Regions from separate parts of the Homo sapiens genome. Here region 2 is linked to region 1. A link is a loop called in an ENCODE intact Hi-C map of the cell type or tissue named here. Cell type or tissue: endothelial cell of umbilical vein. All regions are shown on one strand.

Region 1 (5,000 bases):
TTGAATCTCAGAAGGTTTCTAAGAGAAAAAAATTCTAAGTTTGAACATGGAAACAAGAATGTACATTACCAATTAAGTCAGGGGAATTTTGTGGGGTTTTTCCTGTTTGTTTTGTTTTTGTTTTAAAAAGGCTTCCTGGTCATACCAAACATTGCTAGTAAGCAATGCCAGCAAGTGACAGAAGAACAGAAGAATGTATTACGAAAAACAGGGATCACTATCTAATTATCATCTGATTTGTGAAGAGCTCCCCTGAAAGGGGAGAGGGGGTACCTCTCTTTCCATATGCTCAGACTCACGAGTCTTTGTTAGTGTAACTGCATGGGTGCCCCCAGCACCATTTGCGATAAAGGCAAATGAAAGATTTGTGAAACATTACAGAGGTCTGCCCTGGCCCTACAGAGCAAGGTTAGGGCTCTGCCCAAACCAGGCAACTTAACCCCACCAGGTGTTGTAGTCAGGTTTCAGAAGCATGACGCACACTCTGGGAAAGCACACTGCACTAGCATCAGATGTCTTGCTCATCTACATCTGAGATTCCTTAATATTCTATCTCTACCACAATTCTCTTAATTCCCAATTCAATGTGCCTGAAATCCCTTGGCAACGTAGGCATCATGGCAAATGACAGCATAAGGCCAAGCTTAATACTGAAGATATAAACAACACATGGAAAACAAACTACAAAGCACTGGGATGAAATACTCATCATTTGGGCATCTTGGACACTTTGATGAAGAAAATGAAAGGAGAACCAGCAAGGATGATCAAGGGCAACACAAAGAAACGGAAGGCTTGTCAGTGTTGGAGCCCTCCTAGTAACAGACTAGAAACCTACCTTGTCACATTCACCATTCTTTATTTGCTTATCTGATTTGCTTTGCTTTATTGGACTTTTCACTTCAAGAATCTAGGGATCAAAGAGAACGCTGTGTTAAATTTTATTTCAAGCATCTCTTAGCTAACCAGCCACCTAAACAAAGGCATCCACTGAATGAAATGTACAGTAACATTTGCTTTCCAAATAGCATTTCTTTTCTATACATTTTCCTTCTTCTCTCTAATCTTATTTTCCTTGGAAAATGAATTACTTAGATCTGAAATGCTGAGTCAGAAAAGTAGAACTAAAAAAAAAAAAAAAAAAAAAACAACACAGTTGATGATAAGGAAATTGATCTAAGCTTCCAAGGCTGCTTCTCTTTTGCGACAACACTCTCACCATATGTATAGCAGCTGAGTTATACAGAGATTATAGTTCCCTCTGGCAAGAATTTTTTTCCTATTCATTCTGCTGTTTCAGCATGACTACTAGTGTTCAGTATGCTAGGGATGATAAAAACAAATACTCAAATGCCCTTTTTAGTACCTAACTTTCACATTCTAAAATTACTCATATGCACAAAACTGATACAGCTTTGGAAATGAAGATGGCCGACTATCTTCTGTGTTTTAAGAAATGATGTGTTTACCCTTGGTAAAACGCCAAGTGCTTTTCCTTTTATCTGGACTGATTACAACTTAAGTTATGAATAGCTTTACATACTGTATAGAAGCTTTGGTGGGAAGCTATGTTTCTACTTAATAAAAAGGAGAAGCAAATTATTATTTAATAAATGCAGCTGATTTCTTTGACAGCATCTTCAAAACTGAGGATTAAAAGGGAAGTATTTTTAAATGGTCCTCACTTGAAAAAGCTTGAAACCACTAAATTTATAAATGATGAGTGCTTACACATGTGTATAAACACAAAAAGCAAAGTAATTTGTCTTTTTCATTATAACTCATTATGAAGTGAGTTGTTATAACTGGAGACTAATATTAAAGGAGGAAAATGCCAAATAAAGGACCTAATTTATCTTAAGAGGTTTTATATTCCTACTGTTCTCTTTACCCATTCTGTGCCCTAACTTAGTAACACTTCTGTCCACAAGTTTACCACATTCCGTAACATAAAGATTTTAAGAATGAGTCCACTTTTAATCTGTAGTGGCAAGAGCACTGATTAGGCTCAGAAGCCCAAGTTCAAGTCCCAGCCTTATTATTTAATATTTTTGGACCGCAAAGGATGAAATGGGAGAGATGAACAAGATAAGACCCAGATTCCCATTCAGCTTTAACATTTTTTATTACTAATAAACATTTTACTGGATGAGGATAGGAACATGACATCCTGGAAAAGACCGAATACTCCTGAAGGGGCATATTTTTATTTTAATTGAGAATAATGCACGAGTAAAAAGTGTCCTTTTAACAGTCTTTCCTGACAATCATGCTTTTTTTCATCATTTTTAATATGAAGATAACCAAATGACTAATTTGACCAGGCTAACTTAAAATACAATACTTTTGGCAACACAAGGAAATTACGTATTAACAGAGGCAAGGCAATCGTTTTTAACATGCTCCACTGTAAAGGAAACCAAATACTCCACTACATTCAGAATTTCCTCCTCCATTGTTGTTGAAAGTGAGATCTCAAGGGAAAAATCAGCGCTGAGACCTAGGAGCAAGTAGGTCAGTAGATGGCACTCCTCGCCAACTCAGATACTGGGCTGGGCATGCAGAGACAATCCGCTGAGATTTCAGGCAAGAAAAAAAGAAAAAAAAAGTGCCTGCCTGCTTGACTTGTGCATTACAGAACTGAATTTTGTTCCCATCATATCCCGCTGCCTCCCACGATCCCCTCCTCCAACTCCTGTACTCTGGGTGTTGAAGTGACTTGAGGACGCTGTATTTGCAATAGAACTTTGCTAACTAGGTTTAGAGAGTTCTGCCACCTTTTCTTCAAAGCAGAAAATAGAACATTTGGACGCTGAAGTCCCACCCCACACATTCCGTAAGTGCTACAGCACAGAAGGCCAAAATACATTGAAATCCTAGTTTCTTTCTTCTGAAGTTGCAGTGGCAGGAACAAAAGCTCCGGGTGTCAGTGACCCGCCTCAAGTTACTGAGTGGCTGCCCAGAGAGGGCTCAGTTAATCTTCCTTCTTTGATCTCTCCCTGCTCCAAAATAAACAGCTTTGTCAAAACCTCATTCTGAGAGAGCTGAGCCCTGCTGAAGACAATTGTTTTATTTATGATCATTTCTTATCTTTAGGGAAACAACTCCAGAATAAAAAAGTACAACACCTTGTCTTCCACAGGCTTATTTTAAACCAGTTTAACTGGATAGACTCTTTTTAATTTCATTCAACATGCCTTGCAGGCTGATAGGTGATTTATGATATTCTGAATATTAACCCGGGTCCAATGGATCACTTCCTTCCTTCAAGTCCTTTCTCCCCTCCCTCCCTGCCAAGCTTCTGGCTAAAAAAGATGTGGTATTTTGTTTTTGTTTGAAATTCACATAAGGGAGGTTTGGAGTGAAAAAACCATCTCTGGTTGAAATGACGCAACACTCTTTATTATTACCTATTAAATTGTACTGAGAGAAGCAGAGCTACCTAGACTGCCTAGCTACTCCATTTATAGATACAGCAGTCTCTGAAAATAGAAGAATTGTGGTTTAGTAGCACTTTTGTCTTTAATCTGAGAAAATGTCTTGACAAACGTTCAAGATTATATTTTTCTGTATCACTTTATGAAGAATGACAACTCAGTTATTCACAGATGGATTCTCTACTGATAGATCTTTCATACTAATGACAGTAGCTCCCAACAGTACTCAGGTTAATTACTTGCTTGGTTGACGTGTGACTCTATGTTCACTTTTATTCAGTATGAAAATATTTGACTCCATTAGTACTTCCCCTCTTCTCTAGTCCCTGGAAGATTTGAGAAAAGGCAATGGACATTTCAGCTTTGCCTGGTGCTTTATCAAACTCAGAGATCATTATCAATTCATAGAGAGAGAACAGGCAAGGAGTATGGAAGGAGGAAACTCAAGAGTGTTCCCATTTCGGAGTTAGTCCTTCCAAGTATGTTCTCAACTCTTTATTAATCGTGAAAATTCAGATTCATACTCTTTCTCTATCCCTGTCTCTCTCCCCCTACTTTTCTCCCTCCCTCCTGCGCACACACACACACACACACACACACACACACACATTCAAATACGACTAAAAAGTCATTCCAGAGTGAAATTTAGTTGACTTTTAGATTTTTAAGAAATTTTTACTCTCTTATACCATCAACATAGAGAATTAAGATATACTAGTAATTTTTTTTAAGTCCCAGAAGCTTGACTTAAAGGGATAGCATCACACCTGACCCCAGTGCAAGTGATTTGAGGGGCTAGGAAACCAATACTAAACAAGGTTTAAGAAACCTTTACTTGTCCTCTCGGCTCCAAGACATAGCTCTAAGAAGGTAAGCCCTCCTGTGGTATATATATTTCCTAACCCAGACTAGCTAAAAGTGGAAGCATACGGACTTTCTTACCATGCTTACAAGTGCATGGAGAAAGTGACACATAATACAGTATTATTGGCAGACTGATGATTCACATGTGTGAAGCAACACTTGCCAAATAAACACGCCAAGGAACCAGGAGTATGCTACTTAATCAGATAAGGTAACTTTTACCCTCTCCAGATAGACGATACTATTCGTTTTTGGTTTTGTTTTGCTAGACAGGTAAAAAACAGTCTGACAAAGAGTCTAAACCTTTCCCTAAAGCCAAGGTCTGTTCAAGACTGCCCATTCAGGAAGGGCTTAAGTGAAGCCATAAGGTTTGAAGGGCATGAAAGGTGCTTGCTGGAGTTGCATTCCCTAGCAAGCCCACTTTTCACTATGATTGGGAGAGATACTGAAGGAGATGAGTGAGGGGCACAAAAGCAGAGCCTAATGCCCTACACTCCTGGCCCTGCCACTGCTGTGCCCATGACGTATTGTAGCTCTCATATACCACCCACTGGATACAGAAATCAAGCTGAAATATGCCTAGGTTGGATTTAAAAATATCATCGGCTGGGAGCGGTGGCTCATGCCTGTAATCCCAGCACTTTGTGAGGCGCATGATGAGGTCAAGAGATCGAGACCATCCTGGCCAACATGGTGAAA
Region 2 (5,000 bases), 530 kb after region 1:
AATTAGAGATTTTTCTCACAGGACATTTGCTGAATTTTGAATTTGCACCAAGAGCTAAAGAGCTAGGCTGAAAGCTTCTGAAAGGCAAAGTGAAATCCCTTTTAGTCTTCTGATGCTTAGGAAACAAAGACGAGCTAGGAGAATGGGCTTGAAAAAACAGCATGCAAGAGGTAAAAGCCCAAGAGAGAATGGTGAATTGATACTGAAGATCTGCAACTGCTCTCACCTGGGTGAACTTACTAATTCTGGCCACAGCTGGAATCTGAGCATTCAGCCTCAACTTTATTGAGAAGCTGGTGAGGAGGTGGAGAAACCAGCAGACATCTTGGCAATCATGTGGAGCAAGAGTGACACAACTCAGAACTTGAGTGACCTTGAGCACAAGGCCAATTTCTCTCAAGTTATTTGCGACATTTTGAAGCTTTATGGGATGGAAAGCTAAAGAGCTAAGCTGAAAATTTCTGAGAGCAGACCTAAATCTCTCATAATTTTTTCAGATTGAGGAGTCAAAGACTCATTAGACTGCCAATTAGTGGGGGGTGTTGTGGGGAGATATACCCTGGCAAAGGAGTGAACCAGAGCTGGACTCAAATTACAAAAGTTATAATCAGTCCTAACCCAGATCAATTCCTGATTAGGTTGAGGTAATCAGTCCTTCACCCAGTCTGCCTAACAGAGGAGAGAGGAAAACTACTCTTTGATTGACAATAACACCATTTAGTACTTCTGTGGTTCTTTCATATACTGCACTAGACACAGGACAAAGGAAGAAGCTGGAAATGAAGGGAATGATTCCTGGAGATAAAGAAGTCACTCTCTTTGGAAAATATCAATTCTAACTGGCCTACATGAAATAACATACTTTCAAAATATATGACAAAAATGAGTAGAACTAAAAGAGGAAATAGACAAACCCACAATAATAATGGAAACTTTAAAATATCTTTTTCAGTAGCTGGCAGAGCAAGGAGACAAGAAAATCTATAAGATCACAAAATATCTGAACAATCTATGAACAAACTACTGTATAGACATGTAGAACATTGTACCTTATAGTGATAGAATTTATATATCTTTTAACTGTACATGGAAAATTTACCAAAATGACCATACGCTGGACCACAAACTTCAATAAATTTCAAGATATTGAAGTCACTTAGAGTTTGTCCTCTGATGACAATGGGATTAAGCTAGAAATAAATAACAAAAATGATTACCATGATATCTCCAGTTGGCTGAAAATTGAACAGTATACTTATAAGTAATGGATGGATCAGAGAAAAGAATCAAAATGGAAATGAGAAGATAGTTTGAAGTGAATGATAATGAAGATAAGCCATATAACAACCTGTAGGTTGCAGCTAAAATAGTATTTTTAAACACTGTTTCCCCTCTAGGGAAATTCACACTTTCAATGTATATTTTAGAAAAGAAAGGAAAATAATCAGTATTTAAACTTCCAACTCAAGAAGCTTGGAAAAGAACAGCAAATCAAACTTAAAGGATCAGGGAAGAAATAATAAAGATAATAAAACTCAGTGCAATAAAAAACATAAATAAGCTGGAGGTTCAGCTGAGAGCTTAACTGACCGTTGTGGAAAGGGCAGGGAGAAGAGGGAGAGTGAGTGTATGTGAATACAGGAATGAGGGAAAGCTTGTCCACTTTTGAGTATAAACTAAAGGGACCCATGTTATCATGTGTTCATGAAGATTAATATGTGCAAGTATTTCTCTTTAATTGAAATTTTTAAAAAACTTAATAGAATCTCTAGAACTAAACAGTTCACAAAGTCAAGACTTGCAAATTTGTTCATTTATTTATACTTATACTTATTTACTCATAAGTAAATTGTAAATAATATTTTACATGTGATCTTAACTAAAAAGCTATGAGTCAATAAGTAATATACTATATTATATTACGTTTATATTTTGAGACAGAGTTTCTCTTGGTTGCCCAGGCTGGAGTACAGTGGCACAATCTCAGTTCACTGCAACCTCCACTGCTAGTTCAAGTGGTTCTCCTGCTTCAGCCTCCCGAGTAGCTGGGATTTCAGGTGTTCGCCACCATGCCTGGCTAATTTTTGCGTTTTTAGTAGAGATGGGGTTTCACCATGTTGACCTGGCTGGTCTCAAACTCCTGACCTCAAGTGATCTGCCTACCTTGGCCTCCCAAAGTGCTGGGATTACAGGTGTGAGCCACCGTGCCTGTCCCAATAGTATTTTAAATATTAGCTTTTTAAATCTCTTGTGTTTTTTTATTCCTTATATATAAATGGTCAAAAATCATAATTTGCTTAACAAGTTAGCTTTTAGTTATAAATATCTCTATCCAGATTGATTATCAGTTACTGAGAATCTAATTAGTAAAGTTTTTCCATAAGAAATGTCTTTGTAAGCTGGGCGCGGTGGCTCACACCTGTAATCCCAGCGCTTTGGGAGGATGAGGCAGGCGGATCATGAGGTCAGCAGTTAGAGACCAGCCTGGCCAATATGGTGAAACCCTGTCTCCACTAAACTTAAAAAATTAGCCGGGCATGGTGGCACACGCTTGTAGTCCCAGCTACTCAGGAGGCTGAGGCAGAAGAATCCCTTGAACCCAGGCGGCGGAGGTTGCAGTGAGCTGAGATTGCACCACTGCACTCCAGCCTGGGCAACAGAGTGAGATTCTGTCTTAAAAAAATAAAAATAAAAATAAAATAAAGTCTATATAATTTTTTTTAAAGGTGGTATGTTATTTTGCTATGATGTTTCCATGTATCAGAGTAAAGATGGAAAACCATTGAACAGACTGATGGCCAGCAGAGGGCGAAGTTTCAAGCAGACTTCACTTGCTCTTGTACATGAGGTAGGTTCCCGTGTCCTCTTCTTTATGTTTTAGTGTTTTCTCCCTTCATGATATGTTTAAGAAGTTGTTTGTTTAGAAATAATTTTTTTGATCATAATTAATGTAAGTTGCTTTTAAAGGCCACCAAAATAGTTGACCCAACTGAATACTCAAATATTTCAATGTATTTCTGAAAGAAACTGCCATGTTTTCCCCCACTGCCCAGCGTATTTATTAGGGAGTAATGTCTAGGAATTTGCTTTACTTCATCAATGCTTAACTGTCATTATTCAGAATAAATATCAATTTATTGTTTAAAGAAATGCTACTGCCTATATCTTAATTCTAATCCTTTGCAATTATGTAGGGGACCAGTGTTTGTATTTTGTGAGTGTTTGGAATTAAAAGTAAATAAAAGCATTTTAGAAAAATAACCCTTGGTTTTAATGTTTATTTTACTTTTCCTTTCAGCTACCTTTTAAAAATAAAGTTCTGTGATTCTATTAGATGATTTATATGAAATCTGATTATTGCAGATTATGGCAAAACCAGGGGAAGAGGGAAGCTGGAAAGTCCTTGGGAAATGTATTTTTATTGTTTTTAAATATTTTATCACACTTACTCATATGATGTATACAAATTAAAATGTATGAATGAATAACAAAACAAAATGTCACAGCAAAGAGATTTATATAGTTCAGACATAGTAGGTTATATATCAGTTATAAGTAAAAATATATGAATTGTAAAGATTTAATGAACTTGATGTAAAAATAATTAGCATTTCTAAAATATCTTTCTATAACATCTTATTTTGATGCCTAATTTATACATTTGGTTGTAATTAATTTGATTCACTTTTATTCTGTATCACACCAATTGCCACCAGTTTCATAGCACAGCAAAATTCAGAGGGTTTTTCAAGACCCATCTTTGTCCTTTGCCATCCATTTTCCTTTCATATATTTAGTTAGAATTAAAATTGTGTAAATACTTGTTTCAGAAGCTTTTTTTTTGCCTAATATAGTGTCTTCATTCAACTAAAAAGAGAAGAAGGATCTGGGAAGAGCAACGCTTTTCTAGGAGGAAGGTTTAATTTCAGACATAGGTGATTTCTATGTTTTTTTTGTCCCTGGCATCTCATTAGTTGGCATAGAGAAGGGAGAAACGTGGTACCTTTTTGTGTTTTAAGCTGTGCACTTAGATATTTGAAGGAAAACTGAAGTCTAAAGTCTTACTGAAAAGCTGATTTATAATAAAAAGTCACCATCAGAACAGAAACAAGAAAAAGCATTAGTGCAGGGGATGGCAGAAGACATCTGATAACTTTTGGCAGTGGCATCAGAAGTTATGAGGTGTGTCCGAGATATAAGCACAGAAAATCTTTGGGTTAAGATACTTGTTGCTTGTGCTGTAGAGAGTCTAGAAAATTTCAAAGGGAAAAGAAAATAACATCATTGTTTTAGGGGTCAATTAGAAGGCGTATTGGACAGAATTCTGCCAAATGTATAGTAGGATTTTAGACTGGATTCCATATTCTGCTCAGTATATGTAGTTCATTTGCTTAAAACACAAAGGCTGGGGGACCCATGAAGTTTCTCAAACTATGTGACAAGAAATAATATGAACTTTCAGAGCTGGTTAATAAAAATAATTGCAATAATAACAGCTAATAATCGATTTAGATACTTTCAACACTGTGAGGTAGGTGCTGTTAATGTGTCAAGGTCACATAGCTAACAAGTAGAGGAGCCTGGAAATTGAACCCAGGCAGTGAGGCTCCATAGTCCTTGAACTGTCATCTTCTCTCCCAGGTTAATCAGAGAAGATTCTAGAAATACATTTGGATTTTTCCAAGATTACTCTAAGCTCTCTTAAATCATCTCCTTGCATCTTGTCTTTCTTTTGTTGCAATCAATTTGGGATTTTTCCAGATGAAATTTCTTCAAACCCTGCTTTTGATCCTCCCATTACTTTATCCTGAGTCTTTTTTATTTCCAAGTATTTCTTCTTTCTTTCCTTTTTCTTTCTCTTTTTTTTTTTGAGATGAAGTCTCACTCTGCTGTCCAGGCTGGAGTGCAATGGTGCAATCTCGGCTCACTGCAACCTCTGCCTCCTGGGTTCAAGGGATTCTCCTGCCTCAGCCTCCCGAGTAGCTGGGATTACAGGCATG

What was found. A loop is a pair of places that touch in the nucleus more often than their neighbours do. Peaks named below come from ENCODE experiments on the same cell type or tissue, not always from the same donor. Only the 100,000 strongest peaks of a DNase experiment are listed, where the experiment ranks them.
Region 2: a loop joins it to region 1, with 8 times the contacts of the local background. A loop is called at or near these places in 12 of 110 quality-filtered maps.

Annotation. Positions count from the first base shown.
Region 1 is chr9:20,353,970-20,358,969 of GRCh38, forward strand. MLLT3 (MLLT3 super elongation complex subunit) reads right to left here. Exons shown (of 11, transcript NM_004529.4): 9 at 839-910. The region is part of intron 3 of LOC124902129 (a long non-coding RNA gene); the gene reads left to right. Among named protein-coding and RNA genes, the nearest start is that of MIR4473, 55 kb to the right of the region's middle. In endothelial cell of umbilical vein, a CTCF peak has its summit at 2,512 (motif pointing right); DNase peaks (open chromatin) are centred at 2,512 and 3,302; H3K4me3 peaks cover 270 bases; H3K27ac peaks cover 417 bases.
Region 2 is chr9:20,882,383-20,887,382 of GRCh38, forward strand. It overlaps FOCAD (focadhesin), which reads left to right. Exons shown (of 44, transcript NM_001375567.1): 21 at 2,727-2,848. Among named protein-coding and RNA genes, the nearest start is that of SNORA30B, 98 kb to the left of the region's middle. In endothelial cell of umbilical vein, a CTCF peak has its summit at 2,815 (motif pointing right); a DNase peak (open chromatin) is centred at 2,819.